Linked DNA regions of Mus musculus: region 2 is linked to region 1. Evidence: chromatin contacts called from ENCODE Hi-C data. All regions are on one chromosome and are shown on one strand. Each heading gives the region's core, a stretch centred on a gene start or an enhancer-like site at or near the end of the contact. The rest is flanking DNA. Distances are from core to core; before and after follow the strand shown. Region 1 holds the start of 5730596B20Rik (RIKEN cDNA 5730596B20 gene). Region 2 holds the start of Evx1os (even skipped homeotic gene 1, opposite strand).

Evidence for each region. A loop is a pair of places that touch in the nucleus more often than their neighbours do.
Region 2: a loop to region 1 is called in a map of ES-E14, with 3 times the contacts of the local background. The contact joins the promoter of Evx1os here to the promoter of 5730596B20Rik in region 1. A Hi-C loop is called at or near these places in 6 of 37 maps with a recorded cell type or tissue (ES-E14, heart and left cerebral cortex).

Annotation. Positions count from the first base shown.
Region 1 is chr6:52,174,730-52,179,109 of GRCm38, reverse strand. 5730596B20Rik (RIKEN cDNA 5730596B20 gene) reads right to left here and starts at 1,955. Exons shown (of 1, transcript NR_163848.1): 1 at 1-1,955. All of the region lies in intron 3 of Hoxa3 (homeobox A3), which reads left to right. It overlaps LOC115490409 (a long non-coding RNA gene), which reads right to left and starts at 3,931. Exons shown (of 2, transcript NR_168044.1): 1 at 3,815-3,931.
Region 2 is chr6:52,312,622-52,317,001 of GRCm38, reverse strand. Evx1os (even skipped homeotic gene 1, opposite strand) reads left to right here and starts at 2,170. Exons shown (of 4, transcript NR_038163.1): 1 at 2,170-2,231; 2 at 3,432-3,698; 3 at 4,172-4,249. It overlaps Evx1 (even-skipped homeobox 1), which reads right to left and starts at 3,504. Exons shown (of 3, transcript NM_007966.4): 1 at 2,731-3,504; 2 at 1,008-1,264; 3 at 1-469. The coding sequence starts at 3,157.

The DNA.
Region 1 (4,380 bases), core at 706-3,205:
GGGGTCTGGGGCTTAGTTTGAGCTCCCACCAGTGTTTTTGGGTTGGGTGCTTTCTGTACACCCTAAGCCAGCCTGGAGAGTTAAAGAACTGGCCTATGTGCCCAAGATTGGAGGGAATTCTGTAGCTGTAGTCCTTAGCAAGCAGAGACAACATTTCTCTGGCTTTATATCCCCTGAAAGGGAGCTATTGCCTGTATGGAGGGAGATTAGTTAAACTGCTCCGCTCCAAAATATTGGCCAGGCTGGGGCTAATTGGGCTTTGGGGACCTTCTGCTCCTGGGAAGAGTGAAAGTCTTTGGAAAGGTGAAAGAAATTAGTCTTTACTTTGCTCCTTGAAGCAGATAAAGAGATCCCTGTGAGGAGTTAGGAATCAAATTTGCCTTCTTTAGTTAAAAAAAAATATTCATATTCCTTTATTTAAAAAATTCAAACCAGGCTTCTCCGACTTGAGTGAGATTTACTTCCCCAGGCAGGGTGGATTCTGCCCTCCCTCGTGCAGACCTCGGTGGTAACTGTGCTTAACTGAGGCTGTTTGAGTGCTCTAAAACACCCCTTGGAAATAAAATGTAAGCTTTAATTGCTGTTCAATTACTTGTCAGCATTTCATATGATTTATGACCCAGTTCTGGTGCATTTTTGACCCAGTTAAAGACTCATAAATAATATAGTTTCACTAGAAAGAAGGAGAAATGGAGTAAAGGTTTGTTAGAGGCATCTTTTTATTGTGGCTTCAGTGCCGACAAGAGAATAAATATCTAACAACAGACTCTCCAGCCTGGTTCTGTATAAAAAGCATGCACAGTAAGAAGCCAATAACTGCTTTCATAGAGCACAGTTGGCTTTTTCTCTCCCCTCCCAGGAAAGAGCTAAAGCCACCCAGGTTATGGCCAAACGATTAGCTATTAGAAAGACTGGTCCCCTGGACTCTCAAAGTTCCATCCTCATCTTCATAGGCCAGCATATTTCCTCAATACCTTCCCTCCCCATCTTTGGATTTTAACGATACTTCTTGCCAAAAGTTACTCCTCACCTTCCTCCCTGGCTTGCACAGAGAGTCTTGGAGCGGTGAGCCCCCTCAGAGATGGGCAGGACACCCCTTGAATGGCAGAAAGGTTCCATCAGGCACCCCGTTGCTACAAGTACTCTTCTGTGCCTTAGAAAACGCTTCTTCTGGTCACTCTGGAAATCACGGGACTTAGAAAAGATGGGGAAGCCCACGGATGCTGAGCAAAGAAAAGCTTGGTGGTTTGGGAGAGGCTGTGGAACTGCGGGATTCGCCTGGAAAGCGGCAGTGAGCAATTTCTAGAAATGGATATCAAATAGCAGCGAATCTTCGATCACAACCCAGTAACAAGCCAACAAAACCTTGCTATTATAAATTATTAATTTTAACAATCTCGCCTATGCTTGCTTCAAAGCCAGCCTTTTGGATTTCAGATGAGCCGCGGGTACCCGCAATCTATGTGCCAGGACGCCAGACCCGCTTATTGAAATCAGAGCTCTATTTTGCCGGCTGGGACCCACCGCCCAGAGCCACCTAGGTGCTAGTCGAGGGCGCACGGAGCTGAGCTCTCCCGCGGCTCCTGCACTTCCTTCGGTCCGGCCTGGTCTTGGCACTCGGGCTGCTTGATTTGGTGGTGCAAGAAAGGTATGCGTTGCATACGCCCTAGCCCTTTGCTCCAACGCTCTCAGCCCCCTTGGCTCAGACAGTCCACTCCTAGGTCTGGTTCTCACGGCCTTCCCTGCAGCTGGCTTAGCTGAGAAGGCGGTGAGAGTCGCGTCAGCAGTTTGGAGGAGAAAGTGCGGGTTGATTATTGACCCACGCCTTCTTTCTTCAAATGCCACATCCGACCCTGAGGGTTTGAAGAGAAAAAGCGGCCGAGCGGATTTTGCGGCCGGCTCTCACCTCCTACACGTCCCGGGCTCTTCCCTTTCAAGTTGCGCCGCTGCAATCTGCCATAAGGAGCAAGTGTTTGCTGTTTTGTGCTCTGTTTACAGCTTTGGGGAGCCGAGTCATAAATCTTGCCCAGCCATAAATGACAAAAACCATTGGTATGCATGAGGCCACCCTGGCCCGGAGTGCTTTTTTGATTTCTCCCTTTCCCCCCTGGCTTTGTTTTTGCTCTAAGGTGACACTTTGGCTCCCTGACAGTTTAAACATACTACTTATATTTTTAACACCTTCCTTTGAGAGGGACCCTCGTTGACGCCTCGGAATTGCACGAAAGCTCCTTTTCTCTCTTCTCCGCCCCCCCCCCCCCCCGTGCTTTGGAGGAGTTTGTTTCTGAAGCTGGGAAGCTGAACGGGGCATTGGGAACGACCCCATCCTCTTTAACGTTGTGGCATATTACCAAGCAAATGTAGGCTTTTCCTCAACCAAGCAAAAGGAAGGCCATTCAACTAATTAGAGGGTGAAATATCCCGGATGTCCATTTGTGTTGGTTCCTTAGCTATCTTCCTCATGGACTACCTGCTTCCGTGCCCGCCGGTACTGTGCAATGGGTACACAAGAGGTGGAGACTTAAGTTTCTGAATATCTTTGTGTGTGCCTGAGCCCACAAAGGTTCATTTTACTGTAGGGACAGTTGTCCATCTCCCTGGGATACTTCCTTCCGTTAAGCCTAGAAATTTAACCAAAGGCAGTTGAATTGCATTTGGGAGGTGTCTGGAAATAGGCCCTACACCACAGGGACTGGCTTTAGGGTGTCTGTATTGGGAGCGGCAGGTGAAGAAAACTGCCCAAAGTCAGGGCAACTCATTTCTTCTTCTCTTCTTTCCCCACCCCCCACCCCATGAAAATGTCCATGGCAGGGAATTGCGTGGTTTCTCAGACAGATTCTTAAAAAATAGAACCCCACAAGAGAGCCCCTTTGTGAAAGCCGTTTGTCCTCATTAGCATAATTTTCCTGGACTTTAGTGACGCCTAGGAAGGAGAGGGAGGGCGTGGGGTGGGGGAGGCCGCCCTCCTCCCGCTGCCGCGGAGCTCGCTCTGCTCCTGTTCCTCCCCTCGCCTCAGCCCCATCCCCCCACGCCGGCGCTTCCCTAGCCGCTCTGCTCTCCCCTCCCGCCCGCCCCGGCACCCCTTACCGCACCCCCCGACCGACCCCTGCTCGGCGCAGTATTCATAAGAAACATACCCAAGTCGGTGCCACTAGCCCCGCGGAGCCCGGCCGCGCCAGCGCTTATCTGGGGCCGCGGCCGCGGGTAGGGCGGGGGCGGGCGTGGGGGAGGGGAGGGGAGGGGAGGGGGTCCAGCCGCCCCAGTCCGCCGGGGGCCAGCCGCCGGAGCAGCCAGCGGTCCGGCTCTCCGCCGAGTCCCGGCCTTGGGGTCTCCCGCCCGCACGCCCGCACGCCCGCACGCCCGCACGCCCGCCCGCACGCCGGCTCGGCGGATGCTGAGGGTCGGTGGCATCCCGCGCCGAGGGGACCCGGGGCCGCAGCCTGAGCCCGAGCCCGCGGCGGCCGTCAGAAGTTAAGGTAAGCGGGGCCACTACCGGCCGCTCTCAGCGTTGAATGGTGGAGTGTATGTCTCAGTGATTTATGGCTGCAGACTTAAATCTCGGTTCAAGAAGAGTTCACAAGCCGGAGCTTCCTCGCCGGCAGTGACTGATACCCTCACACTTCAGTTCAGGCCGCGCTCCCATCCCCGCCCCCACTCTCCCCTCTTCCCTAGCCCAGCATCAACTTTTCTGGGTTGGTGAGAGATAGAGAGAGGAGTGGAGTGGGAACCGGGGCTTCTATCTCGACGTCCCCTTTCAAACTCGGGTGAGGGGAGGAGAGGGAGCAGAGACTGAAGGTGTCGAATTTGGGCATACCTTGTGGTGTAGAGACAACAGGGCTTCTTGCATCCTGTTCTCAGTTCAGCCTCCTCAACTCGCTTCAGCTCTTGCACCTGGAGGTTATTGTCCAGGAACAGAGCGTCGGGAAGGAATCTCCCTCCACCCTCAGCCCTTGCTTAGGGGGACAAAGCAAAGTTTCCTGGCTGGCAAATCTCCAACTTATTTACTAGATTGAAACTTTGGGGGCTGGAGGGGGCGGGTTGTGTGGACTCCAAGGTGATTGCGGACCTCAAACAATGGGATCTCTGAGCTGAATTCATATTTTAAGTTTGTGGACGCTGCCCTAGGCACTTTGATTTTTAAAGATATTTTTTGTTATTTTTACAAGACCATGTACAGTACAATGGAAAAAGGCTTAAGCAAGCTGTATGCTGGTATAGCCTGTGCTAATGGCTCAGAAAGTCACTAGAAATACCGCATGCTCAAAATCAACTTCATTTTGTTTACCTAATATTTTGCTGTTCAAATGTCTAGAGTAATTTTCTTAACCCGACGTTTACCTTAATTAAGCTTGGTACCTCAAAAATTTATAATGACAGACA
Region 2 (4,380 bases), core at 921-3,420, 140 kb before region 1:
GGGAGGTGGAGGCACAAGTGAAGTCTGAGGCGGCGGCAGCGGCGGCGGCCCTGGGCGCCAGCCCGTTGGCCGGGCCGCTGTGGCAGGCGAGGCAGGAGCAGGGCCCGGCGGCAGCGGCGGCGGCGGCCGAGGCGCCGAGTCCGTGCGCCGGGCCGGGATAGAGCGGCGGGTGGCGGAAGGCGCACAGCAGTTCGGGCCGTGGGTAGGGCTGCGAGAGCACGCGGAAGGTGTCGAGCGGGCGCAGGGGGCCGCTGAAGGGCGAGGCGGCGGCCGAGGCGGCGGACGCGGCGCCCAGGCCCACGGGCGAGTAGTAGGGCAGGGGCAGGTGCGACGGGAAGGGGTAGGGCAGGCCGCCCGCGGCCGCCGCGTGGCTCATCATGTAGGTGTAGAAGGCAGGGTCGGCCGGGTGCGGCCACGTCATGGCCAGCCGCTGACGCTTGTCCTTCATGCGCCGGTTCTGAAACCACACCTGAGGAGAGGAAGAGGAGCGCCTTGGAGGGCTGCGCCAGGCCCAGGCCCATGGCTGGGGGTGGGTGGGGTGCGAGGGCCATGCTCGCAGTGAGGGGGGCTGGGGAGTGGGGGGAGAGTCAAAAGCAACTCCAGCTGACAAGGGCAGGCCACCAACCCAGATGGAAACCCTCGGGAGCAGGACTGGGCAGCCGCTCAGCCTGCCCACCGGGCTTAGCATCACAAGCTGGAGTGAGGGTACTAAGAGGAAGGCCTGCCTCAATGGATCTGGGGAGGCAAAAGACATTTTCCCATAGATTTAGGGCTCCCTGTTCTTTGGGGACACTGTCACTTGCAGTCACCTGTCTCCGTAGTCTGTTTGCCTAGGAAAAGGACGGGAATCTTGGCAGCAGTGGCTGACTATGGACTGTCAGAGGGAAATTCTGAGTGTACCAGATTGGAGAGTCCAGGCCCAGACGATTCAGCTGCAGTAGACCGTTGACATCTCCTTCCTACTAACCTAGGTACATAGCCACCTCGAGGATCCTAGCCCAGCCTACCTTGATGGTAGTTTCAGGAAGGTTTAAGGCTGCTGCCAGTTCGCATCTCCGCGGTCTTGAAACGTAGTTCTCCCTGTAGAACTCTTTCTCCAGCCTTGCAATCTGCTCCCGGGTAAAGGCCGTGCGGTATCGGCGCATCTGGTCACTGGCGCTGCAGGCCAGGGTGCCTTGAGAGCCGCTGCCGCCGCTGCCACCGTTACTCTTGGGGGCCTCGCTGCCACTGGTAGGACTGCTACCCAGAGCATCGGAGCCTGGCGCTGCACAGGAGCCCAGAGCACACAGGTGCACATACAGAGACACAACACAAATACACAAACAAATGCTGACTTCAGGCTGGAGGAGGGGCATTAGAAGGAGAACCCCTTAGCTTCCTCAGTCACTGATTCTGCTGGGGCTCTGGAAGCTTCACCGGAGAGGTCTTGACACAGAAAAGGTTTGGGGCAGGCTTAAAGTGGCTGTTTGGAAGACCTGGACCTAAGGCATACTGGGTCTAAAGGCTTCCCTTCCGCTTGCCCCTGGGTGCAGCAAAGGGCATATCCCCTGAACTCTCTGCTTGTGTTGGTAGGGATGGGTAAGGATGTGCCGGAACACTGAATTCTTGAGGTTAATGTATTGTAGCTTGTTGGACATACAGTGAGCTTCCTCGATCTTGTGTGTGTGTGCACCAGTATGCCAGTACCAGGTGTGGGGATGTGTGTTGGGTTGCACCTATTGCAGGAGTGGTATATTTTGAGTATGGGTTGTGAGGACATGGTATGGTAGAGAAGCTGGGTTAGATAGATGATAAGATGATAGGAGATGGAGGTGGATACTTAACAAGGTGGTGTTGGCTGCCTAGGCCTAGAGGTAGAGGCAAGCCTTTCCCACCCATTCCCATGGTTTTGTGGAGGTGTGTCTGCTGATGGGCTTCCAGTCTTTCATTCCTAGGAGTGGATATTGTTGGTATAGAGAGACTCCCTTCTGAGCTATCCACCCCCACTCCCATTAGCCCCTGGTGAGAAGGAGCAGTGTAATTAAAGTACCAACCCCTTAGACCCACCCCAGAGGAGGGTGGGGCTCCAGCCCCCCTGCAGCTGCTTTTCCTTTGGGTGGAGAAGTGAGACTGAGGGAAAGAGGGAGGGGGAGGGCCCAATCCCCGCCTTTTCAAATGCAACCGGAGACCAAAGGCAATTAGACCATTGGGACCATTTCCGACCTGGCGCCGCCAGCCCGGGAAGTGACAAGGTAATTTGGACCTCTGACCGACGTGCAAACTGGTCGGAGGGCTGCAGCCCTCCGGAGACCAGAGTCCGCCACGATTTTACGGTCCTTTATATTCTCCGGGCTTCCGCGCCTCCTTGTGCCTTGCTCCCCTCCAGTCAAACTGCCCGGACAACCGTTTGATCTTGCCCTACCCGACGGATGTGTCTTTCCGTCTTAGCTGAATCATTCCCACAAAACTCGGGGGTTGGGAGGTTGGGGTGCGTTTTGGACCCCTCAAGTCAAGACTTGTGCCAACGCTGACATTCGTCCAGGCACAACTGTCACTCTAATGGGATAACACGAGAGCCCTCACACACACTAAGGTGCAGAGAGCAAAAGAGTTGTTCAGGTGCCCCCGCCCCACTCACCCAACCCCCAGCCATCCTGCCCCAAGGGAAAGGAGCATCTTGCACCTGGCCTGAGATGAAGGGAACTGTGGGTGGAGTGGGCGGACCGGGGAGCGGAGGGGCAAGGTGGCTACCTTTGCTGTGCTGGTACTCGGCGTTCCCGGTGGCGCAGTCTGGGGTGCAGCTCACCTCGATTTCTTCATAGAAATCCGATTCGGTGTCTGAGCTACTAGGTTGCCCTTGGCCAGAGAGGCTGTCCGCGGAGGGGACTGGGGGTCCCGGGCCAAGCATGGCCGCTCCAGCAGACCGTGGCTCGGCGCCCAGCCCTGCAGCACTGCCTGCTAGTCCATCGACCGGCTCCTCCTCCTGGCCTCCCCCGCCACGCTCCCGGGAAGTCGGAGGGCCGGCTCGCGGGCTCAGGCAACCGTGGGGCACCATCTTCTCTGGCGGTTCAGGCAGCGGGCTGCTCACGGCTTCGGACAAATTAGAGACCCTCTTACCAACCAGAGTGCCAAGCTGACCCCCATCCAGAAACATAACCATGTCCTTTCGGCTCTCCATCCCCGGACTCTCCAGAGGGGGGGAGGGGGAAAACCCCCAAGTAAGCTCCTAATCCCAGGCTCCCTGGGATCTTGGCTGAGAAGAGGAGCTAAGGCGACAAGGCAGGCGCCGGGTAGCCCCAGCGCCGTGTCGACGGCGACCGCGGAGATGGCAGTGGGGAGCTAGGGTCACCTTGTGATGCGAGCGCTCCTCTGTGCCGCACCGCCTCTGGGAGGAAGCCCCATTGCCCTCTTCTTTCTAAGCTGTCATCCTCCTGCTGCAATCGTCATTACAGTACCGCTGGTGACGCCACTCGGCGAACGCAAGTGGATAAATAGAAACGTCTGCCACAGTGAAGATGAAAGGAGACCCGCAGCTAATGGCTCGGCAGTGATGCGCCAGGTGTGGGCCTCGCTCGAATGGGGAGGAGAGTGTGAAAACAGAGAGACACACACACTGGGAAAGGGAGACACCCAGACACAGAGGATGCAAATGGAATTCCGCACACAGAAAAGGGAGCGCTTAAGGCGCGCAGCGAGTTCCACAGGGGCAACAGGACTTGGTAATTGAAAAATGCTTTTGAAATTTTATTTTATTGTTGTTTTGACTTCTGTTTTCTTAACCTGGTGTCTAGATCTAATACTAATGAAAGAATCCATAGCTACTCTTTGGAAGCTGTTTACAAACCCAGGTTTTCTGAGTATTAATACAACCGCTTGTCTTTTTTTTTTTTTTTTTTTTTTTAACCAGCTACTGAAAAGGTACCCTCCACCTCAGTTGTCTGGGGAGCTTGAGCCTAAAGTACCCGTTCCTCCCTCATCTCCCCAACCCCATCTGTCTCCCTCCTAAGAACCAAACTTTATTTTCATCCCCTAACAGCCAAAAGATATCGTTTTCCCCTTTGAGAACCGGCCTTGTGTGCTAACACAGTGTTCCTCGATTTTAGAAGAAGAAGAAAAATCTCTCCCCACCCAGATCACCTGGCTAAAATTCGAAGTGTTCAATGAGTTGTTGTTGTTAATTATCTCTATCTAGATGGCCTGATTTGAATTTGGATTGGCTCTTCATAGAAGAAAACATCTTTTGGTTTGGCTTATCTCCGGGCTATTTCAGGTATGTCGGTTAGGGAAAGGGTCTAAGATTGGCCTTTCTTTTTCTGTCTGTATTTTAGGTATTTCTACAGAGTCAACGAATTCTGCCACAAACGGCGTGTTCTAATGAAAAGGAGCTGGCAATCCGGCCCC